7 separate regions of the Homo sapiens genome follow, and all the other regions are linked to region 1. Evidence: chromatin loops called from intact Hi-C (ENCODE). Cell type or tissue: GM12878. All regions are shown on one strand. Links, peaks and the distances in the headings refer to the core of each region. The heading gives the core; the rest is flanking DNA. Region 1 has its middle 16 kb from the start of PTTG1. Region 2 has its middle 24 kb from the start of MIR146A. Region 3 overlaps GABRB2 (gamma-aminobutyric acid type A receptor subunit beta2). Region 4 overlaps ATP10B (ATPase phospholipid transporting 10B (putative)). Region 5 overlaps ATP10B (ATPase phospholipid transporting 10B (putative)). Region 6 has its middle 32 kb from the start of LINC02159. Region 7 overlaps ATP10B (ATPase phospholipid transporting 10B (putative)).

The links. Peaks named below come from ENCODE experiments on the same cell type or tissue, not always from the same donor. Only the 100,000 strongest peaks of a DNase experiment are listed, where the experiment ranks them.
Region 2: a loop joins it to region 1, with 9 times the contacts of the local background. A loop is called at or near these places in 49 of 110 quality-filtered maps.
Region 3: a loop joins it to region 1, with 5 times the contacts of the local background. A loop is called at or near these places in 9 of 110 quality-filtered maps.
Region 4: it touches region 1 in a loop (6-fold over the local background); 5 of 110 quality-filtered maps call a loop at or near these places.
Region 5: a loop joins it to region 1, with 6 times the contacts of the local background. A loop is called at or near these places in 6 of 110 quality-filtered maps.
Region 6: a loop joins it to region 1, with 3 times the contacts of the local background. A loop is called at or near these places in 3 of 110 quality-filtered maps.
Region 7: it touches region 1 in a loop (14-fold over the local background); 15 of 110 quality-filtered maps call a loop at or near these places.

Annotation. Positions count from the first base shown.
Region 1 is chr5:160,436,058-160,440,419 of GRCh38, reverse strand. No RefSeq gene overlaps it. Among named protein-coding and RNA genes, the nearest start is that of PTTG1, 16 kb to the right of the region's middle. RefSeq lists a silencer at 1,480-1,539 and an enhancer at 3,485-3,544. In GM12878, for the core only: CTCF peaks have their summits at 1,109 (motif pointing left) and 1,874 (motif pointing left); DNase peaks (open chromatin) are centred at 1,109 and 1,679; H3K4me3 peaks cover 1,756 bases; H3K27ac peaks cover 1,490 bases.
Region 2 is chr5:160,507,150-160,511,511 of GRCh38, reverse strand. No RefSeq gene overlaps it. Among named protein-coding and RNA genes, the nearest start is that of MIR146A, 24 kb to the right of the region's middle. RefSeq lists an enhancer at 2,609-2,688. In GM12878, for the core only: a CTCF peak has its summit at 2,556 (motif pointing left); a DNase peak (open chromatin) is centred at 2,531.
Region 3 is chr5:161,534,075-161,538,074 of GRCh38, reverse strand. All of the region lies in intron 3 of GABRB2 (gamma-aminobutyric acid type A receptor subunit beta2), which reads left to right. Among named protein-coding and RNA genes, the nearest start is that of GABRB2, 11 kb to the left of the region's middle. In GM12878, for the core only: a CTCF peak has its summit at 2,115 (motif pointing right); no DNase peak of the experiment used is centred there.
Region 4 is chr5:160,841,033-160,845,394 of GRCh38, reverse strand. The region is part of intron 1 of ATP10B (ATPase phospholipid transporting 10B (putative)); the gene reads left to right. Among named protein-coding and RNA genes, the nearest start is that of ATP10B, 9.0 kb to the left of the region's middle. In GM12878, for the core only: no CTCF peak of the experiment used is centred there; a DNase peak (open chromatin) is centred at 1,994; H3K4me3 peaks cover 638 bases.
Region 5 is chr5:160,673,726-160,678,087 of GRCh38, reverse strand. The region is part of intron 6 of ATP10B (ATPase phospholipid transporting 10B (putative)); the gene reads left to right. Among named protein-coding and RNA genes, the nearest start is that of ATP10B, 180 kb to the left of the region's middle. In GM12878, for the core only: a CTCF peak has its summit at 1,893; no DNase peak of the experiment used is centred there.
Region 6 is chr5:160,968,931-160,973,292 of GRCh38, reverse strand. No RefSeq gene overlaps it. Among named protein-coding and RNA genes, the nearest start is that of LINC02159, 32 kb to the right of the region's middle. In GM12878, for the core only: a CTCF peak has its summit at 2,330 (motif pointing left); no DNase peak of the experiment used is centred there.
Region 7 is chr5:160,785,381-160,789,742 of GRCh38, reverse strand. ATP10B (ATPase phospholipid transporting 10B (putative)) reads left to right here. Exons shown (of 26, transcript NM_025153.3): 2 at 3,940-4,184. Among named protein-coding and RNA genes, the nearest start is that of ATP10B, 65 kb to the left of the region's middle. In GM12878, for the core only: a CTCF peak has its summit at 2,289 (motif pointing right); a DNase peak (open chromatin) is centred at 2,322.

The sequences.
Region 1 (4,362 bases), core at 190-4,189:
ACCAACGAGTGGATAAAGAAAACGTGGTATATATACCCCGTGGAATACTACTCAGCCACAAAAAGGAATGAAATCATGGCATTCGCGGCAACCCGGATGGAGTTGGAAACTATTATCCTAAGTGAAGTAACTCAGGAATGGAAAACCAAATATCGTATGTTCTCACTTTTAAGTGGGAGCTAAGCTATGAGGATGCAAAGGCATAAGAATGATATAATGGACTTTAGGGACTCCGGGGGAAAGGGTGAGAGGGATGAGGGACAAAAGACGGGACATTGGGTACAGTGTACACTGCTCTGGTGATGGGCGCACGGAAATCTCAGAAATCACCACTAAAGAGCTTATCCATGTAACCAAATACCACCTGTTCCCCAAAAACTATTGAAATTAAAAAATAAAAATAAAATAATGTTGGTCGACATCATGAGAAAACCATTCCCTTTTCACTTCTCTTTTAGCCTCTCTGATTACTTTAAGGATAATCTCAATTCAGTGCTAATATATCTTTAACAGCTTTCCTTAAATATTTCTTTAAGAAACTCTTTTAAGAGAGAAAATGGATCCTTGGTGGGAAACCGCATCAGTATCAGCAAGAACTTAGTACCATTGCTTTTTTTCTTTTCGTCTTGGTTACCCTCCGATTATGTCAAATGATGCAAGTTTTCCATTGACACATTAAAGTTTCCGTTTAAATATATGTATTCATGTTAAAGAAAAATTGAATTGATTTAAAGAAAAATATTAAACGAATACTGCTCACTGACTATAATATAAAAAAATTTTTAAAGCAGTATCAATGAAAATAAACATATTACTTCCTAATCACTTTGTAAGCAAATCACTCAGTAAGGAAACTAAAATTTTAAAGCATCTGACTGTACTCATGGTGGGTACACGTGACTAGAAATCTATCACACTAACATGAGGGTCAGCTCCACGCTCTGTGACTTCTTCGCTTCACTCTCCACCACAACCCCCTGTGCCACTCCGGGGACCTCAGGAAGAGTCTAACGGGGCAATTCCAGTTGAAGGGGAAACAGCCAAAGCCACCACGGAGGGGGACTGTCTGTGCGAGCTGATCGCAGCAGGGAATGTGGTATGCCGCCCCCTGGTGGGCAGTTTCGAAATTAGCCCGGCACCTTTGTCCTCTGGTGTAGATAGACAAGCCTAATACTTGTAAGACATACTTTCCTAAAAGGAGAAGGTTTCCTTTGCATTGTATGTAAGCGGACATGTAAGCATAGGCACACACTGCCTGTGGATATCACTTCAGGGTAGTACAGGAGGTGTTACGAAATGTTTCATACAGAAAGGGGCTTTTATGTCTGATAAGGCTGAGAACTACTGTCCTAGAGCAGCAAGACCCGCCGCTCCCTGCTTGACTTAACAGCCAGGTGAGGCCAGCTTCTATGGAGACCGCTTCGTGGTACCAAGTGTGCCTTCTAGCTGGATGTTGCAAAAGTTACTTAACCAATCAGAGCCCAAGTTTCCAACCATCAATAATGAATGCTCACGCATACCCACACCCCATGGCGTTTCTCTGAGAGTCCAAAGGACGATGCGTGTGAGGCACTTAGCACTGATCTGGCAGCCAGTAAGTACTTATCAATGTCAGGTGGCGGTGGTAACAGCGCCCTCCCTTCCACCAACCTCTCCACCCCAGTTTTATTAAAAGAGGTCTGATGTAAAAGAAAAAAACAAGAAAAAAGGAAAAAGCAAAAAACAATCAGGATTTTCGGACAAAACTTACCACATCCATCAAGCTGAGGAATCCTAAAGACATCGAACCCCAACGTACCACCCATCTCAGCTGAAAGATCATTTCCAAATTAGAGGAAGCTGCGACTGACTGAGAAGGCAGGAGGTGCCCTCTAGTGGCATGGTTACATTAGCTTGGGAGGAAAGGTAGTGCAGTTCATTTTCAAAGGGAAGGACAAAACCAATTGTTAAACTGAGGCAGGAGGCAGTGATGCTTCAAAGATGCAAGTGGGAATTTACTGTCTGCTCTGTGGACCATCGAAGATGCCTTCAGGATCTGGCCTTAGCCAACGGCAAGTGGCATGCTGAAAGTCAGATCAGCTGGTCAAGGGTGGAACTGGGAACTGAACCCAAAGGTGCTAACTACAAATCCAGAAATCTCACCCTTGACAGCAAACCTCTTGCTAGTGGGAGCTGTGGCTTGTGTCATTTTACATCCTTCAAAGCAGCAACCACAGGGTTTTGTATACATAGATACAGTATTCAATAAATTACTTGATGAAATATTCATGAAATGATCGTTTATGAAATAATGAATAATGCATTATTTCATTTGTTGCTCACAATAACTGTGACATAGCCTAGTTTACTGATAAGGAAATTAAGTCTCTGGTCAAGTAACTTGCCTAAGATCACAAAGCCAGGTTTCAAACCAAGCATACTAACTCCAGAGCCTCGGTGCTTATCCACTAGACATGCAGTTCTCAAACTGTTTGGTCTCAGGATTCCTTTACAGTCTGGGTTTTGTTGTTGCTGTTTGTGGAGATGGTGTTTTACTATGCTCAAGCAATCCTCCCACTTCAGCCTCCCAAAGCACTGGGATTATAGATGCAAGCCACCTTGCCTGGCTTCCTTTACACTCTTAAAGAAATTATTAAGGATGAAAAAGAGTTTTTGTTTATAAGGATTATACCTATCAATATTTACAGTTTTAGAAATTAAAGCTGAGGAATTTAAAATATATTTATTTAAACATTATCACAATAAAGCAATTAATTATAACATAATTAATATATTTTTATAAAAAGTAACTATTTTCCTAAACCAAAAAACACCCACATTTAGAAAATTAACATGACATTGTTTTACATTTCTGAAAATCTCTACTATCTGGCTTAAGACAGCTGATTTCTCACATCTACTTCTTCATTTGCTCTGCTATAATACCATACTTGGAGTAGCTTCTGGAAAACTCCACTGTACACTTGTGAAAGAATGGAAATTTAAAAGGCAAATAACATCCTGGCACTATTATTAAAATATATTTGATGTCATGTACCCCTAAAAGGTCTTGGGGACCCCTGGTATGTCTAGGCACCCTTTTGGAAGCACTGATGTACAATATGCTGTCCATAGGGCAAGTGAACAAAGGGCTCTGCCCTCCTGAGAGTCACATCTCCAGGGAGTTCATTCCACTTGTAATGTTCTTAGTAACTTCATAAACTCATTTCAACCTCTTTATTTTTTACATTCTTGCTCTTTTCCTGGAAATGGCATGTCCTTGAAGGCAACTCTTTCTTCCTCTGTGTTCCGGATGCAGCCAGCCATCAGGGCAATGATGAGTCCCAAAACAGAATCCTTCAAGCAATAAAGAGGGTCTCTGCTTTAATCCTAGATGCCTCTATATAAAGACCAAGGAGCATAAACTATTTGTATTAGTCTGTTCTCACACTGCTATGGAGAAATACCCAAAACTGGTTAATGTATAAACGAAAGAGGTTTAATTGACTCACAGTTCTGCAGGGCTGGGGAGACCTCAGGAAATTTACAATCATGAAGGAAGGGGAAGCAAACACATCCTTCTTCACGTGGTGGCAGCAAGGAGAAGTGCAGAGCGAAGGTGGGGAAAAGCCCCTTATAAAACCATCAGATCTTGTGAGAACTCACTATCATGAGAACAGCGTGGAGGTAACCACCCCCATGATTCAATTACCTCCCACCGGGCCCCTCCTACCATACGTGGGGATTATGGGAACTACAATTCAAGATGAGATTCTGGTAGGGACACAGCCAAACCATATCACTATTCATTCCTATTATTCCATTTCTAGGGAAAAGAACTTTCTAAAAATTCTCACTCAATTTCGCCTAGACTAAGAAGCCCAGTGTCAAGAAGTGATACTCCCAATTGTGTTTTATTAAAATATGTAAATGAGTCATGAATAGCAGTATCCTAAAAGACATCATATTTCACATCTAGAGTGGGGCTCCCCTGGCTGCCATCCCTCCCTGGTCACCAACCCTCATGTGGCCTTCCCATCAGCATCAGTGAAGAGGGGACCCCTGTTCCACCCCATTCCCCAGTACGACAGTAGGGGGATGGGATAGTGTCCTCTTGTATCCTCGCTGTTGCCTCCAGACCACACTCTCTCCCTCTACCCTCAAACTGCAGCTTGGAATCTTATATCATCAAATAGGCCCATCCATTGCTTATCTCATTGCAAACACCTGTGTCATTCCCTTCTCCCCACCCCGCCTTAAAGATTTTGTCCGTAGCTCACTGCCATTCTCTTTACTACTGCTCCTTTGTTCTGTCTATGCCTTCCAACTTACTGTCCTCTGAATTCCTTGGCAATTCTCCAGTGAGCTTGTCTTCCATCTACC
Region 2 (4,362 bases), core at 140-4,139, 71 kb before region 1:
CCCAACGGGTCCTGCCCAACATGGACGATGCGCGAGCCTCCTCTGGAGTTTGATTTGGGAGGATAATAAGCTAAACAAAGGAGCAGATGATCCCGGAGGCTTATTTGCAGTCTGCACAGTTATATTTAGCCATCTTGTGACTGGGTTGCTGCCTCTGTGTGGCAATTGCCCTTGGGAAATTTAATCCCTGGGGGATGCAGAGAGGGGACAGAACTGGGAAAGGGTATGGAGGGGTTTTAAATGCTGCTTTGGGGCACAGGAAGGAGGGTCAGACCAAATGTGTCCAACAGGCAATCAGCGGGGGACAGTATTTTGGACACTTACTAGTAGAAGCATGGAAGAGAATACAAAAATGTGTAAGGGGACATTTGTGTTCATTGTCTGTAAATTGTCTAGCACATAGGATTGTGAGGTCCCTTTGTCTTTCCTTTATGCCTACACTCAATAAGCCTGGCAGAGTGAAAAGGGCAGCGGGTGGGAAATCCAAAAACCTGGATTCTAGTCCTAGTCTGCCATCAGCTCAAAGCCATCTCCCTTCTCTGTAAAACGAAAAGCCTGTCCAGAGAGGATGATCCCTAAGATCTTGTGATTTTACCCGTGACAAGATGCAGAGAGGCCACGCAGCATCAGTGGGGAGCAGACGGTTAAGGAAATCGTGGAGCTGTCACAACGGAACACTCTGCAATCATTACAAATGGTGGTGCTGCTGGGCGCGGTGGCTCACGCCTATAGTCCCAGCACTTTGGAAGGCCAAAGTGGGTGGACCACCTGAGGTCAGGAGGTCGAGACCAGCCTGGCCAACATGGTGAAACTCCGTCTCTACTAAAAATACACAAATTAGCTGGGCGTGGTGGCACTGGCCTATAATCCCAGCTACTTGGGAGGCTGAGGCAGGAGAATCGCCTGAACCCAGGAGGTGGAGGTTGCAGTGAGCTGAGATCGCACCATTGCATTCCAGCCTGGGCAACAAGAGTGAGACTCTGTCTCAAAAAGAACAAAAAAAAAAAAAAAAAATGGTGGTGCTGATACCACCCGACAAAAAAATGAACTTCCATTAAAATAATCTGTAGAGGGGGGAAAATGGTGCTAATCTATATTAATTGAGACTGAAGGCATTTATAATCTCTTGCTAAGTGAGAATGGCAGCAGCAGCATGGAGCAGCCCTTCACCGTCAATCAGGCAGCTGTGGAATGGGAGAGAAAGACCACAGAGAGCTGGAGGGTGGTCCACAAAGGTCTGGAGAGGAAGGGGAATCCAAGCAGAGCCTCATCTCACTCCTGCTGACCTCTCTCCCTCTGTCTTTTGGGACTAACTTCTCTGGGAATGTGAACCCCAGAAACTGGGACTGCCAGAGAAAGGAGGTTTTTATATAGGATTTGTGTTGTGGCTTGTTTTGCTTTGTTTTGGTTTGTTGTCTTCATGATGTTTCATGCCCAAATACATGGAGGTAGAGCCCAAACCACCATCTTTCCCCAGCTTGAGGCAGCAAGAGGAGTACCAAAGGGAGCTTAGGTCCTTAGAGACCTAGTCACCTGGGGGGACACTCTTCGAAAAAGATGGTGGCTTTAGGCAGAAGCTCCACCTCTTGTTGGGGCCTAGCCTCGTAGAGATAGTCCATCATTCTAGAATGATGCGGCAGGAAAAACATTATATATCATCCCTCATTCCCAGAGCAGTCCTGTTTCCACCCTACTTATTCTCAAGCTGACAGGTTCATGAGCTAGTACAATAAGGCTCTGGATTCCAGGATAATGGAGGGTTTAATCTGAGTTTCAGGGAGACACGTAACTCTCACAGATATTCACCAAGTCTCCCATATCAGTCTCATCCTCATCAAAGGCAAAGAGAATACTGACTGTCATGGTGCGATTTGAAAGAACCAACAGTACCTCCTTCACCACCTGCCAAAATTCCACCCTTAGCTCTTCATTCCTTTCTGTTAAAGTATACTCAACTGCTGAAATGAAAAAAAAAAATGTATGAGTCAGGAAAATAAAGCTCCCTCAGTATGAAGAGCCCCCAGAATTAGAAATCACACAAATCACAAATAGGCATCTAAGTGGGCAGTTCTCCAGTCTCAATCATCTTTACCACTTCTCTTCTTTGAATCAGAAGAGTCTTTTCACATCACCATGTTATCCTTTTACAAAGGGGCAATTTAGGCCCAGAGGAGTTTCATTTCTTAAGCAAGGTCACACAGCACATTAAGAACCAACATTGGGGTCCTCTGACTCCTGGGAACATTTTAAAGGACTCTTTAAGGTGAAATTCAACACATTATTTCGTTGTTTTATAAACAGCAGGAACCTCCCCCACCAAAAGTCCTTTTTTATTCTTTCTTTGCTGGCACCAGCATCTATAGTGATTACAGTATGCAGAATGAAATCATCTGAGTGTGTAGACGATGTATCTGAATTCAGACACGCAGAGTTTGGGCTTGGAATTTGACACGTCCCACACCAGTGCAAACCCTATCGGCTTATCTGGGTGTGCCTGCAGACTTCATAGCCCTGGTCTCACGCTTCTCAGTCCTTTGCCTTGGTGTTCCTGCCCTCTAGTGGCAATAAACTTTACTACAGTCACATTCACCAGCAGACAGCAAATCAAACGGAAGTTAGATTTGAGAAGTTATAGCACTTTTCAGGAAGGATAAAGGCAACCCACATCTTTCTCTTTAAAAGCAGACCTCGTTATCATGGGAATGATGTTTAGTCTCACACACAAAAACGCTACTATCTAGTCTTTAGCACGAAACAGATCTTAACTTAGGCATCCAAGGTCCTGGGCTGGAAAATAGATTATATAACTGACTTAGGGAGTCATGGGAATAAGGGGGCTCAGAGAATCTATAGGGCAGGAACAGAAAGACTTAAAGTGGCAAAAGAGAAGGACATTGGCAGATGGTGCCCCCTGTCAACACTGGCATGAATTAATTCAAAGTCCTGCCTTCCCCTTTTCCCAGCTTTGAAGGTTCAGTCCCCTAGTCCCCAACCACACCTCCCTTTGCTCATCTAACTCCTGCTCCTTCTGCCCATATCAGCTCAAGGCTCCTTCCAACTCTGAAAATGAGATGGGCCCTCGTCTTATGCTCTCATGGTATGGGGAAATTTCCAAGCATAAGACTTTTTCACAGTCCTTAGTTTTATGTATCTCTGGTTATTTTCATGTCCACAGTAAATTATATAAGCTCCATGAGCTTAGGCACTGAGCCTCCCTTTATTGACCATTGAATCTGTGCCCCCAAAACAGTGATTAGCACATAGGAGGCCCTCAATTAATGCTGTTCAATTAAATTAATAAAATTGTAAGTGTTGGTTGAATGTGTGACATTTGTTTGCAGACTGAACAAACAGATCTTGTCTCAATGAAGAAAACAGGCAAAGTGTACCTAGGGTCTGTCCACAGGGCTATGCAGAGCCAACTGTGAGCACTTTCCTTGTACAAGCCGAGGGTGGACACTTTCCTTGGACATCACCCCAAATGCTCACCCTCACCCTGGGATGAGTAGCTGAGCAAGGGTCTTCACCGTAATTATACTTTTTGATCATGAGCATCCATAGGCTCAGCTTTTGTTCCTGCAAAGGTAACAGAATCTGCCTGAAAACAGAGGACCGAAGGACAGCAGACAGAAAGGCTTTGAAGACACCAGGAGACCTGACCTTCAGAGCTGCCTCTCTGTGTGACCTTGGATGCTACCTCCCTGCACTGGGTCTCCATGCTTTCATTTGTAAAAGAAGGAGCTTGAGGTATGTAACATCAAAGTCGTGGCGTTCTGCTGTCAGAAACCCCAGCTGAAGCTGGCTTAAAGTAAAAAAATGGAATATATTGCTCATGAAACTGCAAAGCCATGGATTCAGGGTTGCCTCGATCTAAGATATCAAGCAACGTCATCCAAGCCTGGTTTCTCTTCTCCATCCATCAGTTCTGCTTCCCTTTGTGTTCACTCCACTTGTAGGCAAGTTCCTTCTCTGTGAGGGTCTCTGGCAGCTCCAGGCTTTCATCCCCTCAGCAGAAAAATAAAGAGGCTCTCTCTCAGACCCAGAACTGCAGCTCAGCCATACCTTTTGGGCCGTATACTCATTCATGAGCCAGTCACAGTGGTTACGGGAAATTCTTGGCTCCACATGAATCACAGAAACACCACCCAGAGGCCAAGCTCCATGACAGTAATGAGGAAGCACTCTCAGAATGCTGGGGAGGAGGTACTACACACACTGAAACAAAAATGGCACCCCAGAGTCAGTGATCTTTAAAGACTCTTCTAGCTTTTTTTACCTTGCCGTGACTCTGAGATTTGATACCAGGGAAAGGGAAGGGAGAATAAAGCCATAAACACTCTCTAAACTTAGTCCAACCTCAAA
Region 3 (4,000 bases), core at 1-4,000, 1.1 Mb before region 1:
CACAATGTGGGGTCATGAGTGCTTTGAAAGAGGATATACACAGGGCATAGTGGGAATATACTAATATATTACATGGAAACGAGTCAGGTGAAGAAGGGGGTTAGAAGTGTGTGGATAGATGTTCCAAGCAGAAAGAATAACATAGAGGAGGGTGTGACACAGGATAAATAAATGGTATTAGGGATTTGGAAGTCATTTTAAAAGACTGGAGTGGGAGTGAGGAAAGGGTAGATTTGGTGTTGAAGCCGTAGGTGGGGATCAAAAGATGAAGACCATTTTTGTGTCTTGCTCAATAATTGAATATTTGTCCAAAGCCTGTAGGGGCCCATGAAATAGTGTCAATAGAATTGCATGAACAGATTCACACCTATCGAAGATGGTTCTGAAGTGTAGAGGGTGGATTGAAGTGGAGCAAAATTTAACGTTGGAAGATGAGTTGAAAACCTACTGCAAAATTTCAGGAAGATGTGATGAACTAAGACAGGAATGCAAAAAAAGAAGATATAAAATTATTGTGTTTATAAGATGAAAGTGACAGGACTTGGTGAATCCCATGATTCTCATAGTATCCTTTACTGATGTAGGGAAGACAGGAAGGGGAGTGGAGGTCAAGGGGATGAGGCATGTGGGCAGATAGTGAGTTCACTTTGGGAAATGGTGATTTTTTTTTTCTATGCACATGGAATCTCCAAATGGATACAACCAGCAGGCGATTGGAAAATATAGGTGTACAAATTAGGAAGCAGTTATATAGAGAGACGAACTGAGCATTGTCAGCATATAAGTGGTGCTTCTAACTTTGTGAATACATAAAATTTAAAAGGCAAAATGCAAAGACAGCTAAAAATGGAAATCTGGTGAGCCCCGTATTTTAGATAGTGGAAGACAGAAAAGGAGCTCACAGAAGAGATAAATAAGTAGCAGTCAGAGAGTTAGTACAAGATACTCCAGATAATCATGTCTTAAAACCTGAGTTTGAGAAGCAAATAGTCAGCTGCGTCAGATGCCACAGTGATCAATTGAAATAAATCATGAAAATTTTCTCCCAGATAGAGTAACAGGAGCGCACTGGTGAAATGTAGCAAGAGGAGTTTCGGTGGTCGAAGACTACACTTTTGAGAAGTTTGGTTCTGAAGGGATGTAGGGAGAGGGAAACAGCTTTTAAAAAGTCATATATACCCAGGCATGGTGGCTCACGCCTGTAATCCCAGCACTTTGGGAGGCCGAGGTGGGTGAATCACCTGAGGTCAGGAGTTCAAGACCAGCCTGGCAAACATTACAAAACCCCGTCTCTAATAAAAATACAAAAATTAGCTGGGCGTGGTGGTGCATGCCTGTAATCCCAGCTACTCAGGAGGCTGAGGCAGGGAGAATTGCTTGAACCTGGGAGGCGGAGGTTGTAGTGAGCCGAGATCGTGCCACTGCACTCCAGCCTGGGCGACAGAGTGAGAGTCATATATAGTTTGGTGGAGAAACAATCTTTAGAAAGGAGTAGGTTGAAGATACAAAGTGGGTAGCAGGACTGGAAACTAAAGGCTTGCCTGAAGACTTACATATTCTCTGTGAACATACTAAACACTTTATATTGAAATCAGAGGAGGTTAAAATTGGCTGCTGTGAAAATAGGTGAATGAGTTCACTCAGGAAGCATAAAGTGGAGTAAAGGAGGTGTGAACACTCTGTGACCACAGACAGCCTTAATTCCAAACAAATTATGCCCACACAATTTTGGGCACAATTTTGGCGAACTGTTGTTTTCTCCTTCCTCTTTTCCTCCTTCGGTTTCTCCTCTCATCCCCCTTCCGTTTCTCCTCTCATCCCCTCCTGAACTTTCGTACAGCGCTCAACATTCTCCACCATCATCATAACATGAATATAAGGAAATAATTATAGCTACTTGTCTTAGTCCATTTAGTGTTGCTACAACAGAGTACCTGAGACTGTATAGTCAATAAAGAAAAGAAGTTTATTTGGTTCACTATTCCGGTGGCTAGAAATTTCAAGATTGAACATCTGCATCTGGTGAGGTCCTCATCAGGCTGCTTCAACTAAAGGCAGAAGCAGACATGGAACCGGCTTCCTGTGCAGAGACATCACCTGGTACAAGAGGAAGCCAGTAGGGGGAGGTACCAGGCTCTTTTTAATAATTAGCTCTCAGTGGAACTGATAGAATGAGAACTTACTCCTCAGATAAGGCATCAATCTACCCATAAGAGCTCTGCCCCCATGACTCTTAGCACCTCCCATTAGGCCCAAACTCCCAACAGAGCCACACTGGGGATCAAATGTCAACATGGGGTTTGGGGAGGACAAACATCCAAACCAGGGCACTACCTTGTATTGAGTTTTTAACTTGTGCAGGTATTGTGTTAATGCACTTCAAGTTAACCAGTTCTCTTATAAAAACTGAGACAGCCACTATTAGCCTATTTAAAAAGGGGAAACTGAGGCCCAGAGAGGTTAAATGATTTGTTCAAGGTCACATAGCTAGCAAATGACTGCCTTCACATCTCTCAATCTTAGCCATCTTGTTACACTGCATTTTAAAATGTAGCAAAGCCATTTTCTTGATCATTTGCATTCCATGAGGACCTTGTTTCGTTATAGTTGTTTTTACTCTTATTTTTTTGGAAACAGTTGGTGGACCAAATAAACTAATCCTTCCTCAAATATTACTGTTTCTGCTGTCTACTCCACCTTGAAAAAAACCTTAATTTAATTAAAATATATGTTTTTTTAAGTAGGTACTTTATTCACAGTGTGTTAAATGTAATACACAGTGCATTATATAATATTCACAGTGTGAATAATATAACTCTCCTTGATAATCTTATATTTTATATTACATCTCTTGAGCACAATTTAAACCAAGCAATAAAGAAAGATTTATATAAAACATTGAGGAGTTGAAGATGTTGATTCTGTCATAATTTCTTTCATTGTGAATGGGTACCATTTGTTAACTTGTCTAATAATTTTCCTATTGCTTCAGCAAAATCTGTCAGGTAACCATTAATGTCAAAAATTTATGGTAAATATTTATCAGGAAATGTTGCCTGGTATATGTTCAAGAACTGTAAGCTGTCTCAGTAGTTTTAGGATATGTGTGGGCACTATATGAATATTCTACATCTTTTTCTTTTTTTCTTTTATTATCAAGACCTAATTTTCCGTTGAATTTTCAATAATGAGAATGAATTTTTATGCTTACTGAGAAATTGCTCCTGCATATGATTCTCTTAAAGGTGGTTGAGTATTTTTCTTCTCTGGGGTTTTTTCTTCTTTTCTTTCCAGTTTTTCCTCGCTCTATTCCACGTAATATAAATACAGTTAATCATAAAGTTTACATCTCTAGAATACTTAATTCATCTATTTTTAGGCAGTACCCACTTGACAGTGCCAGTTTCTATTTCTCTTGGTTAATTCTTACAGCACATCCTTTACTGTTGCTTTTTTCCTTCAACAATCCTCTGACTTGACTCTAGTGTGAAGTAAGCATCTGACTGTGCATTTACCCTGCAAGTGAAAATAGACAAGGGAAGTATCTTGAATTTCATATTTCAGAAGCGCATCATGCATGTTTTAGCTTTCTTTCTTCCCGAGAGGATTAAATATTCATGGAAATTCCTACAAGAATGTAAGTCAGAGAAAGTATTTTTCTTGGGAAGGAGGGCTTAGTTCTGGTGAGGGGAAAGGGCAATTATTTGTTTTATAATCATTCTATAGCAGGTTTTCTTTACCTTGGCTATATTGGAATTTGGAGCCAGATAATTCTCTCTTGTCAGGGCTATCTTGTGCATTGTAAGATGTTTAACTGAATCCCTTGCTTCTACCTAATGGATGCCACTGGCATCCCTGAAATGGTGAAAACCAAAAATGTCTTCAAAAATTATCAAATGCACCCTGGGGGGCAAAATTGTTTCAGGTTGAGAGCCACTATTGTAAAAAATTGTGCTGTGCTTTTAGAAAGTAGAGGAGAGATTTTCTTTTTGAGTAATGG
Region 4 (4,362 bases), core at 231-4,230, 400 kb before region 1:
CCTAATTTCCAACACCAAGAACTAAGTTTGCCTGTTCTTAAAACCTGTGAATGGAACCACACTGATATGTTCCTTGGTGTCTGGCTCTTTTGCTTAATGTCATGTCCACAGTCATGGTTCCCAAACTGCGGGCTAAAGCATCCCAGGGTACCACAATGTGCTCATAAGGAAACAGCAGGATATTTTTTAAATTTTAGAGTCACATAGTGATAATTGACAACTTTCAGACACTGAATGAAATAATAGCCCATAGTAGTTCAGTTTCAACATTAGATTGTGCTACATTTCTTTTGATGCTATATCTTTTAACACCAGATTTTCAAGAGTATCTGTGATTAAAAGCAAGTACACACAAAAGTCAACATGAAACAAATAAGGGTGGCCAAATCCGATCTGATTCCAATATTCAAGAAGCTTTGGTATGCCCAACAGGCACACAAATCCTATTAGTAATTTCTTGTGGTTATTTAAGGATGAAAAATATCAGTTTTTTTCTTTCAATTTATGTGTATTTTTAACATGACCGCTAAGTTATTATAACATAAGTATTGGTCAGGGACAGTGTCTCATGCCTGTAATCCCAGCACTTTGGGAGGCCAAGGTGGGCAGATCACTTGAGGCCAGGAGTTCAAGACCAGCCTGGCCAAGTAGCAAAATCCCATCTCTACTAAAAATACAAAAATTATCAGGACATGTTGGTGCATGCCTGTAATCCCAACTACTCAGGATGCTGAGGCAGGAGAATCACTTGAACCCGGGAGGTGGACATTACAGTGAGCCCATATGGAGCCACTACACTCCAGCCTAGGCGACAGACCAACACTGTTTCTCAAAAAAAAAAAAACAAAGTATTTATTAAGTTATTGGGACCTTACTACTTCATAATCAGAACTATTATGTATTTCTTTTGGTGTGGTGGCACCTGTGAAAAAATTCCTACGACACTAAGGGAGCTAAGAAAGTTTGAGAAATCTCATTATGAGATTCATTTTTGTTGCTTCATGGAATAGTCATTTGTTAATTTTCATTTGTGTGTGGTTTTCTATCATGTGAGTACACCACAACTTACGTACATTTTCTACTCTTGATGGAAATTTGGATTGTTTCCAGGTTGGGGCAATTATGAAGAATGTTCCTATGAACAGTTTTTGGCATATCTTTTAGCACATATATGTGTGTGTGTGTATATATATATATTTCTGTTGGGTATGTATTTAGGAGTGAAGTTGCTGAGCTTTAACTGATACTGCTAAACAGTTTTCTAAATTAATTATTCCAATTTACATTCCCACCATGGTTGTTGGAGAGTATCAGTTGTTTTACTCAAAATAACCCTTAATATTTGAAGTTATTTTAATACTAGTAAATGTAGGCATATACAGATTTTTGTACTTTGTAAAGCTTAATTCAATTTTGGGGATTCTACTTAAGAAAATAATACTAAACAAATTTAAGTTTAAAATGAGTAATTATTAAAAATGAGAAAATAAATTACAGAAAAGTATAAAATTTTAAAGCTAAAAAATAACCCCAAATATTACAAAATGAAAAAAACTTGAGAAAAATAATATGAATTCACTGCCCATCACACCCCTGCATTGTTTTGTTCCTATGTCCTTTTGCTGGACATTCTTGAATTGCCCCTTCAAAACAATTTTGTATTCTCATTTTTTATGGAGAGATAGATTGGTCTTTGTTACAGTATGTTTGATCAAAACTTTTTAAATATAGTTTAGAAAAGTTTCTTTAGGTTCACAATTTGTCAAATTTGGGGAAATCTCTATCAGATTTTTTTTAATGAACTGCAGATTTTCAGTTCCTTTTAAGTTGCATGGTAAGCTTAAGTGCTCTTTGAATTGGAACACTCATTAACAGCTTTTTTTTTTTGTCAATGCTCTGTTGGTAGTAACTTACGTGTTTGCTTAGATACTCCTCTTTGTTGACATCTAAATCAACGAGGCAGGCAATAGGGTATACCTAGAAGCCATTTCTACCTTTGGAAAGCTGGCAATTAGTTACTCAGTAAGTACTCAGTAGGTAAGGCAATTAAGTACTCAAGGCTGACCACAAACCACTAAAAATATTTCACTAAACTGAAACTAAACATATCCCCAACTCACTTTAACCCTTACCAGTTCCCACATATACACATAGCTACTTCTATTGAAGTGATTATATGACTTATCTCCTCTTTTTTCTAAACCTCTTTATGTTGAAATATATTAGTTGCTTTTCTAACATGAAGCCAGCCTTGCATTCCTGGAATGTATGCCACCTGGTCATTATGTATTAGCCTTTCTATCAATCTCTGGATTTGTCTGGAAATATTTGGTTTAGGATTGTTGCTTTTATGTTTATAAAAGATTGACCTATAATATACTTTTGGATTTTTCTTTCATTTTATTTAAGGTGTTCATCTGCTTTTGGTATCAATGCTCTGCTGTCCTCATAAAATAAATTGGGAAGTGTTTTCTATTTTTATGTTTTCTGAAACAACTTGTATAAGATTGATGGTACTCCTTAGCTCTTGGAAGAAATTACCAGCCAAGCCACATGGGCCCTGATTTTTGTGTGTGTGTGTGTGTGGGAATGTTTTAAATAATGAATTCAATTGCTTTAATAAATATAGGATGATTCAGATTTTCTGTTTCTTCTTATAAAAAAGAGGCTTTATTTTTCTAGGGCTATATCCTAGAAGAATTATTATTAAATAAATTTTTAAATTTATTGATACAAATGTGCTCATATCTTCCAATGGTATTATTTTTAAAATATCAGTTGAATTTTTAATATTCCTTAAGTTCCCTTCATTCCTTTGGTTATTGGTTATTTGTTTCTTCTCTTTTTTCTGTTTTATCAGTTAGCTTTTTCATAGTACCAAATTTTGGATTTTTAAAATTCTTTCTGCTATATTTTTTATATTGACCTTCTTCCGTTTACATTTGTTGGGTTCCATTCGCTCTTTATTTTTTTATCTTCTTGTAAAATATACTTAAACAATTGGTTTTTAGCCTTTCTTCTTTTCTAATATAGGCATTTAAGGCTATCGTTTCCCCAATCATAGCTTTAGGTGCATCCCATACATTTTGATATGCCGTATATTCATTTTCATGTAATTTAAGATATTTTAGAAACTTCCATTTTGATTTATTCTTTGGTCCATGGGTTATTTAGAAGTTATTGCTTGGTTTTCAAACTTAGGGGAAAATGTTTTTTAGTTATCCTTTGGTTACTTATTTCTAGCTTATATCTATTATGGTCTGAAAACATGTCTATCATTTCAAGTCTTTGAAATTTTTTTGAGACTTGCTTTATGGCTAGCCTGTGGCCTATTTTAATAAATGTTTCATGAGCCCTTGAAATCCTTGTAGGCCGGGCGCGATGGCTCATGCCTGTAATCCCAGCATTTTGGGAGGCCGAGGCGGGTGGATCACCTGAGGTCAGGAGTTCAAGACCTCCTTGGCCAACATGGTGAAACCCCATCTCTACTAAAAATACAAAAATTAGCTGGGCATGGTGGCACGCACCTGTAATCCCAGCTACTTGGGAGGCTGAGGCAGTAGAATCGCTTGTGCCCAGGAGGCAGATGCTGCAGTGAACTGAGAGCTTGCCACTGCACTCCAGCCTAGGTGACAGAGCAAGACTTCTTTAAAAAAATAATAATAAATTAAATAAAAAGAAATCCTATGTAAAACTAGGAGTATACAGTCAAATACCCTGTATTAATTGGGTTAGTTACTTCTTCCTCTCCCCTTTAGTGAGGTTATGTTATTTATTTGAAATATAGCTGAGTTTATTTTTCAGTTTTATTTTTCTCCTTCCCATCTTTGTCAATTTAATTTTTTATTGAATATAGAGAACATTAAACTACATCTAAATATCAAAATTATACAAAAACATATGCTCAGAAAAGTGACACTGCCTCCTGTATTTCTTCTGCTTCATTCCCCTACCTCATATGGGAGCCAATGTTGTTCTTGTCATTGACTTCCTGGGTTTCTCTTTGTAAAGATAAGTAGATGTACACATATTCTCTTACTTCTCCTTCTTTCTTTTATACAAGGTAACATGTAAGCTTCTTTGCAATTTGCTTTTTTTTTCACCTAACAATGTATCCCAGAGGTCATTCTACATCAGTTCGTAGAGATCTTCCTCATTCTTTGTTTACAACTGCATTGTATTCCATTGAATGTATGGGGTTATAGTTTAATCAGTGTCCTATGCTCAGACATTTTGGTAGTTTCCTACAGATATTACTTTAATGAGTAGCCTCATAAATATATATGTATCTTCAGGATAAATTCCTAGAAATGGGCTGCTGAGATGAAAGACAGATGCATGTATAGTTTTATTAACTGATGC
Region 5 (4,362 bases), core at 160-4,159, 240 kb before region 1:
TCTTTCTTTTATTTCTGGCCACAGCACACTTGAACATACCCACACCAAGATTTAGATTCAGAAAAGGGATGTAGGTGGCCTCATCTGGCTCATAGCCTCAGCCACTTGGTCCAACTCAACTTCTTAACATAGACTCTATGTTAGAATATCATATTTGTACAGCTGTTAATAAAGCTGCAATTTGGTACTAATATTTCCTCTGAATAACAGCCCTCAAGGAAACCCCCAAAAGAAGATGAACTGATTGACCAGGCAGAATTTAAGCTTTGCCAGGGCTATCTGAACATCAAAATACAGTCATAAGCCTATCTTTGCCCTAAAAGTATATTCTGGGGTTGCTGCCTGCAGGTATTAAATGAGTTACTGCATGTAAAATGCTTAGCTTTGTGCCTGTGGCACTCATAAAATGTTAGCTTAAATATTGCTAAGGAGAGTTCGGTAGCCTTGATAGGCAGAAGTCATCACGAGCTTAACCCAAGGGGAGTAAGAAAGAATGACCACAGGCTCGAGTTTGGAACTGCATGAAAGAAGACAAAAAAATCTTTAACCATAGAACTCGACTCCAAGCTCTAATAATATAACAAAATGGGCCTCGGGGAGGACTCTGAAAAATGCAGACAACAGAAAAACATCCATTATCATTCCTGGCTATGAAAAGTGCAGTTGGCTGGACTTACAGACCAGCAGACCATTGCATCCAGCCTTCAGGCCTTTGCTCTACACTTGGCACCAACAAACCAGGCTCCTTTCTGAAGCATCCATTTTGCAGGTGCCCATGCTACTCCCACTGCCTCACCCTGTGCTCACAGAAGGCCATAAACCATTTGGGCGAATTCAGCTTGTCATTTCAGGAGAGAATGCTTTAGGTCCTCCCCAAAACTCACTGGGTGGGAGAGTCATAAAACAAGAATTCAGGTGTCCCTGATGCTCCGCACTCTTGTCATCAGGCATGATTTGTATGTCCACGGGTAAGGATTTATGGCCTCTGTTTTGCCATTAAGGAGATCAGAATTCCAAAAGGTGAGGCTCCTGTTCTCAACCCAACCTCTGCTAGGTTTATGTCACCTTCTTCTGAGGCTCAATCAGCTTCATGCCTCACTCCAAAACAGAGCCACGAGACCATGCTGAGCCATGTCACTCCCACCACCATCACTCATCTGTCCTTGTAGACACACCTGTGTGACCTTATGCAAGTTAGATAACTTTCTGAGCCTGTTTCATCATCTATGAAATAGGGATAATGATAAAAATAAAAGCTATTCCATTATTAGGCAGCTAACCTGTAATGGAGGTTAAATGCTGGGTTCATTATAGGTAGTCAATACATGTAAGCTAATAATTTAAAATATCATTGTTAGAAGTCTCCACTAGGGTATCTATAACAAAGATGTTAAAATGGCCAAAGGTTAGGAAAAACTGCCTTTCTACTACCTGTATTCAAGAAAAATATACAAGGAATCAATTGATATTTACTAAACACTCCCCATGTGCTAAACACTATACCCAACCCTATGTGCATATAGAAATATAAGACCCAGGATCATCGCAGCTCTTAGCAAGCTTCTTACGTACTTTAAAATAGAAGATGCACACGACAATTAGGAAATAGGATGGTAATATACAGGGAAGTGTGGCAACAAGATGTGCACCGTCATGTCCAGTGCCCAGGAGTGAAAAGAGAAAGGCAGCATTTGGATCTGCAGAGGTTAAAGGATGAGCATTTGGGAGGCAATTCATATCCTTGAATACCCCCAGGCTGAAGAATCGTAACCCATGGCTATGATCTTGCTGGATGGCACCTGTGACTTCCATGTCCTCTGAAGCACTGTGTTTCCATGGCCATCACTGCTTAGTGACATTCTATGTGCAGTTCTGCTTTCTTTACTGCCACCACATGGTCAAAAAGGTCAGGAGTGGGTTATCCCCAGACCTGGGGCTTCAAACATCCTCCCAATATAAAGAACTTTATACTGTATTAATGTAACCCAAATGTTCCAGCCCTCACTAGCTTCTGGGTATGAATGAGGTCCCATTAATAAAAACGTCCCAGTGACCATGCCATTCAGCTCCAATCTGCTGACTTAGAACCTCAGTCCTCCCACCCTAATCCTCAGCTCTCCACAGATATATCTAGGCATCCTCAGATTGGTAAATATCACATGTGTCCTCCACTATTTCCAGCCCAGCCAGGGGTCCTGGTCGCCCCCCCTCCCCCACCCCCCTGCTTCTCTGGCCTCAGCTGTTTCTTTCTGGTGCTTCCCTGAGCCCTGCAAGTCTAATCCACCTCCCCAACCCCATTGTGATCTGTAGGTCACACAAGTTGTAAGCAGAGAAGCCAGGATTCAAAGCCTCTCTCAATCCCTATGCTGCAGTCACTCTGTCGGGCATTCCTCTCTCACCCTGGGTTAGTGACATGGCACTGAGCATTCTGGGCCTGGCATTCGAGCTTCCTGAAGGACAGCCAGGCCAGCTCATCATCCTGTGTGGAATGGGAAGTTCCACAAGTTAACTAATCCTTCTGAAAAATCCCCTCTACTCTAGTTGCCTGAAACTCTCTTAATAAAATCCAGATGCTTGAGAAATGGAGCCTTCAGCATCCTCTCCTCCCTCTATTTCGCCTTTCACCTGCTCCCCCATGGCATCCAGTTGGCTACAAACCTCTCTTGCTGTTTATTTACCTCTTAATAATCCCTATCTCCTCTCAGAAAGCCATTTAGCACTGCACCACTTAATTTTCCTCGTGGCAGAATCTGCCAGATGGAGCCTTCATCCCGAGCCATGTTGATTTGTCTTATTTTTAAACAGCAGTGAACATGGCATAAAACTAAAATAGCAGTCAGTTCCCAGGTGTGGACCCTCTAGTAGGGGGACAGTCCAGGGTGTGTGGATGTTTCCACCTGGGGCAGCTGTTCGAAACAGGCTGGATTAATGAGAGAATGACTTCTGCAGGCGGCTCCTGGCCAGCTGCTGGTCTCCCCTGGGCTTCACTCCATGCAAGAGCATGCTGCTTTTCTGTATCAGCAGGATTCGGCCAGTCATCACCTCCCCTGACTGAACCCCCTTGGGCTGTGTGCATCCCTGACTTTTCCACAGATATGGTCCTGACAGTGGAGGAGACAAAGTAGATGCTAGAGAATCAGCATAAAGTGGCCCAGGGCAAGAAGGAAATATCCCTGATCTCATTTTTTAATCCCCAAAATTCCTACAAAATGTGTCTCTGATTCCATAACATAACTAAGTTTAGTTACTATAAATAAAATTTTTCAAATTTTGTACTGGCCAAACTACTGAACTATGTTTCCCCTAAACTTTTTTTTTTTAATGAATGCTCCCAAAGTCATATGGATCTCATAGCTTTATTATTCCTAGATGCCTACCAGGGTATCCTGGAGGTATGTGTGCTTCTGTTTGAGAAGCTCAACCCTGGAACTGGGCTATCTCTGTCTTGGGGAAGGCAAACCCACAACAGTCACTGAGAATATTTCTTCACCACTGCATGCGATCCTAAGGAAGAGAGGATTATGTCTAAAGAAAAGACAGGCAATTATAACCAGTAGAGCAGTGACCTCCTTGGGATCCAGCAAGTAATGTAAAGAAGAGAGAGACTAGTCTGACTTACCACTTGTGGGTGGCTCCTTTGATACTTAGATCATGACAGGACTTGACAGGACAATACTCCAGCCCAGCTCACAGAAGTGACAGCTCAGAAAAACACATATGCCACAAGCTCCTCTCCATAGCACTCCATCTTCCAGCACCTTTATAATCCACATTCTAGAATAAGCAGTGCAGTCCTTTATTACAAAGGGGGAGAATGAGATTCAGTGTTCATGGGTGGAGGTGCATTGGCCTTGCCTTTGATATGCCTCTGTATGCAGATACTGGCCAACGAGTATTTATCAAAACCAGTTTGCTCTGGGAGGGTTGGCGATCAGGATTTGCTCAGAGTGGAAGGTGTTCTCCCTGAATCCAATCTCAAATACTGGGTAGAATGCTGAGATTATAGCAGTCAACTGATACCCCACATCCCCAAAGGCATTATCCAGTAGGACACAGAAGCCAAAGAAGGGAGAAAAAAAAGGAAGACAAGACAGAATGAGTGATACATTCTTTGTTCCTTGGGACAATTTTGCTATAATATTTAAGAACACTTTAAAGCACTCTCTCAAAAAGAAAAAAGAAAACCAGTCTCTCCTTCACTCTATGAGATTCTTTTCTCACAGAGAGTATGGACCATTCCAATGCCTGTAAGTAGCCTTATACTTGGATATTTAACAGGTTTTCCCAGGGCTACTTTGAAGAAGGAAAAATATTATCCCCTGAGTCAGCAGAGAGACCACGAGGTGTTTGACTGTTACAATG
Region 6 (4,362 bases), core at 232-4,231, 530 kb before region 1:
AAGTTCAAATTCTTATTCTATAACTTGCTATTGTGTGACCTTTTGCAAGTCTCTTAACCTCTCTGAGCTTCAGCTCAATCTTCCATAAAATGAGCACAGGATTATGGTAAGTATTAAGAGTAGATGAGTCCTTACCAGAGTGCCTGGTACTGCATAAACACTTAGCAAATACTGTCTTTATTTCTATAATTATCACTATATTTAATATGTGTGCTCTTTATCATTGCTACCTAGAGCTGAAACTGCATACAAAAATCTATTAATAATACAATTTCTCATTTAACTAGTCTAAGCTAACCTTTAAAGAGGTGAGTTTATGCTCAAAGTTATATATTTGACATTTCTAATCTAATGCTTATTTTTATTGGCTCTTCCTGGTTGCAATGGTATCATCAAAACTTACCGGTTCTATTGTCACAATCTTCTGCTAAGGCAAAAGGAAGAATCCTATTCAACTGAACTCATTAATGGCTGATAAGGACATAAGGTATAAAATAACTTAGATGTAATTTTCTTCATTCTTAATTCAAAGGCATGGGTTATCATGGATGGATGGCATGTTTATGGATACCATTCATGGACAGACACTCCAAAAAATTTACCTCTTATCTCGAGTTTTGCTTTGATTTAGTCACATGACCATGAAACAGTCATTTAGCCTTTCTAGGTCTTACTTTGCTCATTAGTAACATAACATCAAGAAATACGTCTAGGTCCATTTTTATTTTAAGGCGTATGAAATTCATATTACATTTTGAAAAATTTTAGAGAATGTTCTAGATCTGGATCTGCAATTAGAATGTATAGAAAAAAGAATAGGATCAAAACCAAGAGATTCAGGTTCTGAATCCAATTCTCCTATGTTTTTATTATGACTAAATTCTTGATTTTATTCTTGAATAAACTTTGCTTCTTCGTTATCTTTAAAATAAAATTATTACATTAAAGCTATACCCTCCAAAGCAATCCATGGATTTGCAAAACAATGGGTTAGGTGTATAGATTTCCTTGCTATAGGAATTCCCAGTGAGTTGAAATGCCAATGTGCACCGTGGCTATTAGAGCAGGGATTACTTTACAGTCTTTCTAAAATTTCTTTTATGAAAGAGCCATTCCTTTTTTCCCACTGTGGCGCTTACTTCATGAAATACCCTTTAAAAAAAAATGGAGCCAGGCAACCAGCAAAGTCCTTTGTGATTTTGGCAGCTCTAGCCCTAGTCTTCTGTGAATTTGGGGTGAATATGGCAGCAGGGATGAAGGAGAAACAGATTTCAAACCATAGATTCAGTGCAGCCTCATTCAACATCCACAGCAGAGCAGCAATGCTCTCAAAGAGTTAAACTGCCCTCCCTTAAGCCCAAATTCACAGGCCCAGAGGAGTTTGGGATCTAAAGGAGTTATCCTTTTTTTTTTTTTTTTTTTTTTAAGTCTATTTATCTGTCGCTAATAGAAAGATGGGAAAAAATTCTATAACATAAAATATTATAAGCCTCTGTTCTGTGGGATTTTTATAATTCAAGTAAAAGCATTCTGGAAAATGAAAACTTTAAAGAGGTTTCTTTTGCAGAATGGAACAAAAGAGTTGGGCCTCTTCACCTGGCTAATGCTGATAATTATCTGTGAAGACCTCTCTTGCTCTCTCAGATGAGTTTCTCTAGGTTTCAAAAGGAACTAATTCCCCAACAGCTTGAAAGGATAGAAAAGAGGTTGTCAGATGATAAAGTTGTTTGGCTTGACATAAAAGATTCTGAAACTCAGTATGAAAAGAAATGCTTCTAACATGACCTCCTCAATGACAAAAATTGGCATGTTTTAAAATTGCCACAATGTTTTATACAAAGTTTTTTATAAACAAACCAATGGTCTAATGTTGTCTTTATTATAAATTTGGTGATGATGGTATTAGAAAACTTGTAATTTAAACCCAGTAAGGAATGAAATAGAATTACTAAATTAAGTATTCGAAGTAAAGACCTTAGAGATTAACTTGTTTGTTGTCTTTCATTCAAAGAAGAAGAAATCAGTCCAGAGAGAGAAAGTGACTTACACCAGGTCATGTGGTAGATTAGCGTCAGAGCCCAAGTTAGAAATCTTGTCTCAAACATTATTTTAAAATAAGCTGGATTTGGCAGACATGGATCTGGATATTTTATTTTTTTAATATGCAAGCTTTTGTTTTAAAATCCTTACTATAATCATCCATGAAAATATAGAGTTTTCGTATTTTGAGGAGCTTAATACTATCCCTTTAAGAATAATAATGTGAGCACTTACTTCTAAAACCACAGTAGCAATACTGCTTTAATAAAATGCCACCTAGTGGAGCTTTGGAAGCAAAACACACTTCCTCCATATATCCCTCTCAAAAAGAAACACCTTCTTTACACTCACACTTTAATCAATATCATTATCTCCCTGAGTGCTACATGATTAAAAATAACACTGAAAATTGTCCTACTTCCAGAACACAGCAGGGAAGATGACACTGCACAAAAATAAGTTGGATCACAAGAAAGAAGACATATGGGGTCAAATTGAAACACATGGGGCTAAAGGGCCTTAAATCTTTACCCCCATTTTACTGTAATAGAAAAAAGAATTAGAAGCAAATTTGTTGTGCTAACATCTTTCCATGGTTTGGGGGATCCAAATTGGCCTGGAAGGTGGTGCATGTAAAGGGTGAACATTATGAACAACTTACCAGAAAAAAAAAAACTCTCTGGAATCAGAAAACCTCAGGACTACGAAGTACCTAAAATGGTTTCTGGTTCAGCTTTCAGACTGTGGTGAGGTCCTCACTGATTCAATTTAAAGACCCCACCCAGATAGTAACGTGAACAGCATCATGGAAGAATGAATGGGCCAATCTGTAAAGTTACACATGGAAAACTAAAAATAATGCATGAATACTAGATAGGCTTTTTCAACTCAGTAGAAAAAAGAACCCTCAAAATCAAAAGTGTCCAACATGGAATGAAAAGGCTGTCCCTGGAAGGCTGGAGAAGTATAAGTCGAAACTATTACACTGTTAAATTTAAAGAGGCTTAATATTAACCTCATAGAGACCTAATATTTAAAAGAAATTGGAGGGAACTGTGCTTAAGGGGAGAAGATTTAGGAATCTGTCTTTGTCTTAGGTTGGTTCTTCCGGGAAACAGACTCTGAGAGGGAGATTTGAGTTCAGGATGTTGATTGAGAAGTGCTCTTGGGATCAGTACCTGTGGAGGAGTGAGGGAAACAGGGCTGGGCAGAGGGAGGCATTGAGCAGTTATACACAATCAAGAAAGGCTTCAGCAGATTCCATGAGGAGGTCTAGAGCTGGAATGGCCTTTACAGTTGCCCTGTAAAGAGGCAAGGAAGCTAGACTGTTATATGCCTGCTAATCAGTCATGGCTTTGGGGTTGCCCCAGGGGCAAAGGTGTGATCTTGTATTAACAGCCTTCTTTGAGAATAATTCTCAGAGGGAAATTCAACTGAAAGCAGTCAGCTGTCAATACATGAGTGCCTCAGCTTAAAAGGGGCATGTGGACAGGTCCTGACAGCATCCACTAAAGCATCTCTCCCTGTCTCTCTAGAATGCAACCAGGAAGCTACTCTTGTCATACTCCAAAGCTAAATAACCTTTAGCCTGCAGTTGTTCACAAAAGAGTGTTCCTCAAGCCTTTTTGTTTTCTATCTGCATGCTTCGGAATACCTCCCCCACCACCCCACATACAATCGTTTGCATTGGCCCTTTTCTATAATATCTCAGGATACAATAGCCTATGTTATGATAAGATAAAAGTCTAACTCATCTTTTTCTGACATTTGTCATATAAATTGTGTCCCACTTTGACTCTTAACTTCTCTGCACCTTATTTTTTAATCTACCAAATGGGTATAATCATATCCCCTCTCATTATTATTATGGAGACTAGATAAAATAATGGCTGCAAACTAGCATAATATTTAATCCACAGTAAATAATTTGCTATTCATTATTATAGAAAGAGAGAGAGAGAGAGAGAGATTCGTGTATATATGTACTCACACACACAAACACTTTCAGCCCCTAGTCTCCAATGTCTTTGCCTAGACCAATGGTTCTCAGAAGTCCCTAAGACCCTTTTCATTGGCTCAAATTGTTTTTGTAGTAATACTACAGTATTAATTGCCTTTTTCACTTTCCTTTTTTTCTTGAGGGTAAAATGAAGTTTTTCAGAGGCTGACATGTATTGATATCATTTCTTTGATGTCAATATGTAATGAGTTTATTACTGCTATTTTGAAATAAATTTACAAAAATTTAACTTTTTTTTCTAATTTCCCATGTGCTAAATATGGAGAGATGTAATCTATGTAAAGAAAACCTTTCGGGAAGTC
Region 7 (4,362 bases), core at 168-4,167, 350 kb before region 1:
CCAATGTGTTCCCTGGGAACTTCCTTGAGTCTGTTTCCTGTCTGTAATCTGTAGCCAATAATTACGCTTGGCATTGTGAAATTTCATTAAGATAATAGATGCAAAGTGCTTAGCACAGTGCCTAGCAGTACAGTCATGTGCCACAAAATGACATTTCGGTCAACAGCAGACCACAGATACAATAGTGGTCCCATAAGATTTTACTACCATATTTTTATTGTACCTTATCTATGTTTTTATTGTAACTTTTCTATGTTTAGATACACTACTTACTATTTTGTTACAATGACCTACAGTATTTAGTAAAGTAACATGCTGTACAGGTTTGTAGTCTAGTCACAGTAGGTTAGACCATACAGCCTAGGCGTAGAGTAGGCTTTACCATCTGGGTTTGTGTAAGTTCACTCTATGGTGTTTACACAATAAAAAAATCACCTAATGATGCATTTCTTAGAACATATCCCTTGTTGCATGGCTGTACTCAAATTTGTTAGCACTTAATGTTAGTTCAAACCCACTTCTACTGCTAAAGGGGTCTCCCGGTGATGGTCAAACTGAATTCCCAGCCTACATGCCTCTACTTGAATCAATTGGCCTGTCTCACCAGCATTTCATCCACATGTATGGGTGCATGTACATGAGGTGTGTGCACTCATGTATGCATGCACATAAATATCAAGGGGCCAAAGTAAATGTAAATGCTATCTTCTCCATGAAGCCAACTATTGAGGCCCTAGTCAGAATTCATCTCTCCACTTTAGAATTTTTGAATGTCGATTAAGCCATCTTTGTATGTATCACATACCGATGCCTAGCACAGTGTCTGCCATAATATAGAAACCTAACTGTTTCTATATTCATCTGCTCATTCATTTTGGATGAATGAGTGGATGGATGGATGGTGGATGGATAGAAAGTTAACTTACTTATGTTCTCTGGCAGCTCCACAGGGATTTATTTATCCTTAGGCACACAACTAGTCAGCACAGTGCCTTACCCACTGTAGCTATTCACTAAATAGTGGTTGGATGGTGATAAAGGAGAAGAAAAATTAGAAAACCAAGACCAATCCCCACCTGGAATCATTCTCCTTTCAGGGCATTCTATTGAAAGGAGTTATTGAGAAGAGAGGCAGGGAGTTGACAGCCACCCTCTGGACTCTCTCCCAGGGCCTTTTTAGAACAGGAAAGTTAATTATGGAACCAGATTAACAGTTTCTTTTTTGATACAGCCAAAGTAAAACCAGCAGGATGCAATTTAGCTCTTCCCCACTTTCCAGATAGCAGCAAATTTTCATACAAAACAAAGAGACACTTGAATTGCAAATTACTTAGAGACTCAGCTAGCAACCCCAACGGAAGAATATTTCTACTTTCAAAATCCGCTGTTGCCTTTTTAGGTTTAACCATGTAGTGGGACCTTCACAAAGGCCTGGGCGTCTTGCTGTTTCAACTGTTGGCCAAGTGGGGAGGAGGAGCAATTCATTAAGGTTTACTGGAATGTCCCAGGGTGAGCTTTTTGCTCAGAACATTTTCCTCTTCTCCAGACTGTCTGTCTCTAACTCTCAGAGCACCAGCCTCTACTCACAGAAATGAGGGCTAAAGGGTTTCTAGAGGTCATCTCACTGGAGAGTAGGAAAAGCAAATGCCTATAATGGCAAGGGGAATGTAACAAATAAAACAGGTGGTGAAGGTGAATGTATGACCTCTAGGAAGTAGATGAGGACAGGGGCAAAACTTTACCCCATCTAACCATCACTGGACCATTAGTGATTGTTGCTAGACAGTTCCAACAAGTCTGTAATCTGGATTGTTAATTGAAACGTTCTTCTTAGCTGTTGGCATCTAATTAATAAGGGGGAATAATACCGTCTATTAGCTGGATACGGACTATGGGGCCACCAGTTTATAACTTCTGATCTAGCACACACGGCTTCCTTATTTGATAGACAGGGAAACCAAGGTCAAGAGACAGAAATAAAAGTATAAAAGATCACAGAGTGTCCCAATCTTCTGACACCTCCTCCAGTGCCTAGCTGATTCCACCATACAGCCTCCCCAAATTCCTGCCCCCCACGCAGGACACGGAAGCTTTACTTTCACAAGAGCATTTATTAACTTATTTTTCTGATTTAAATAAATAATTCCTATTTTCTACAGAGGACTTGGAAGATTTAACAAGGATAAGAGAAAATTAAAAAGTCTCACAGCAGTGCCATTTTATTTATGGAGGAACTGGAGGCTAAGATGGAAACCTAGCTGGACCCAGGCTGCTTCCAGACACGGCCACTGGAGGGCAAGGTGGCATCTCAGTTGGCTTAGCCAACAATAACAGGTTGTAGGAAGGTTAGGGCAGGGGTTGAAAACACAGCCAGGTACGTGGCAGAAGTGAGTAAAGGAGGACAGATCAGGAAATACGGTGAACGAAGTAAATGTGCCCTGCCTGAACCCTGTAGACACCACTCAGATTCAGCTTGTGTCCTTGTGTGGGAATGCAAATAATGTTGACAGCCTTTTGGAATTTTTTAATGTGAATCTTGAAATCTACCCTTTTTAAGTAAAAATTTTCAATGTGTGAATGTAGTTCAAATAATGTGTGTGTGTGTGTGTGTGTGTGTGTGTGTGTGTGTGTGTGTGTCTGTGTCAAAACCCTTCAAGGAGCAGGATTTGGGCTATGGACTTTCTCTTTGTGAACTCTGTTTAGTGACTCACTGAGAATGAACTGGGCCCTAGGCAGGTCAGTCAGCTGGGTGGAGAGTTTGTTTGTGATTAGTCACAGGCCACCAGAGAGCTGTCATGCAGATGACCAAAATCAGGGGGACAAGACTGAGGAGGCCGAGGCTGTCCATTGACTTAGTTCAGCTGTCCCCTGGAGAGTGAGGGCTTCAACAAGAACCAGGCTGCATCTTGGACAGACCCTATAGGGAGATCTTCTGCCCAAATCTAAAGCACCTACCGTGGCCTTTTATAGAGTATGTGTGTGTGCATATGCATGTGAATAATCTTTACCTTGCTAAAATAATATAGATTATCTCCCTTGGTAGCCTTGTGGAAGACAACTTCATTGTCTCCAAAGTGGAAATGTTTAAAGTCAGTAAAGTTAGCAATGAGTGTGTCAACTCTTTCCTGTAATGAGTTACTGTAATGAATTACTGAAAGAAGTTAGGCAGTAGAATGGAATGGAGGGAGCCGTTGAATAGGAGTCTTGAATTTTCCCACCCTGCCCTCTCTCTTGAGCTTCTATTTCATACTCTATGAAGTGAAAATTATGATAACTGCCCTGTTTTCTATATTGGTGAGGATTTTTTTAAAAAGAAAAACAGAAAACCCAATGGCTTAAGAAAACAACAAAAACTAGCCTAAGCAGAGAAGGGTATGTATAGTTCACACAAGTGAAAAGTTCAATCATAGTTAAATCTGGGGGTCCAAATAACATCAAAGCTAGGTACCTCTCACTCAAAACTGCAGTCTTGATTTCCCATGTTGGCTTCCAGCAGCTCTGGGTCTCCATCTTCATCATTGCAAATACAGTAGAAAGAGACCTTCTACTACATTTTCAACACAAGTTTCAGAACTGACTTTCATTGGTCTGAAATCCCATATCCATTCTGAAACCAGTCAATGTGACAAAAAAGATGAAATGCACTGAGTGGCTGGACCAGCACACATTTCATGGAGCAATTAGGCATTTAGCTGAGGATCTCTGGGACCATAATTTGCATTCTGTATGGTGGCAGATAAAGTAGCAGACCTGATTCCCTGGCAGAAATAAAATGTTTCTACTGAAACAACTTCCTGGGAATCTATTCCACTTGCTCTATAAAGTGTGTCTAAAGCTAAAGCCATCCAGTTAAAGAGAAAAGGGCAAAATACTTGATTATTGCTGATACTAAAATGAGATTGTATATTTTGTATTTCTTTTCTGTCCTGTGTCGTGCAGGCTTCCTTTGACAAGAGAATCAGAACCGACTGGTGACATTTGTTTCAATGAAAGCAACAGTGTGAAGAGTAAGTAGTTTTTCCTATTATTCATCTCACTCAGTGGAGATAATGAACTCCTCTCCACTGCCAAGATGAGAAACTACCATTTCTTACACATGGACACAAAGATGAGAACAATAAACACTGAGACTTCAAAAAGGAGGGAAGGAGAAAGAGGAACAAGACTTGAAATCTACCTATCAGGTACTATCTTTACTTCTTGGGCAGTGGGGTCATTAGAAGCCCAAACCTCAGCATCACTCAGTATACCCATGAAATAAACTTGCACATGTACCCTCTGAGTCTAAATTAAAAAAACAAAACAAAACAGAACAAAAAAAACACCACCGCTATCTCTTCCTCCAACCCAGTAAAATAAACG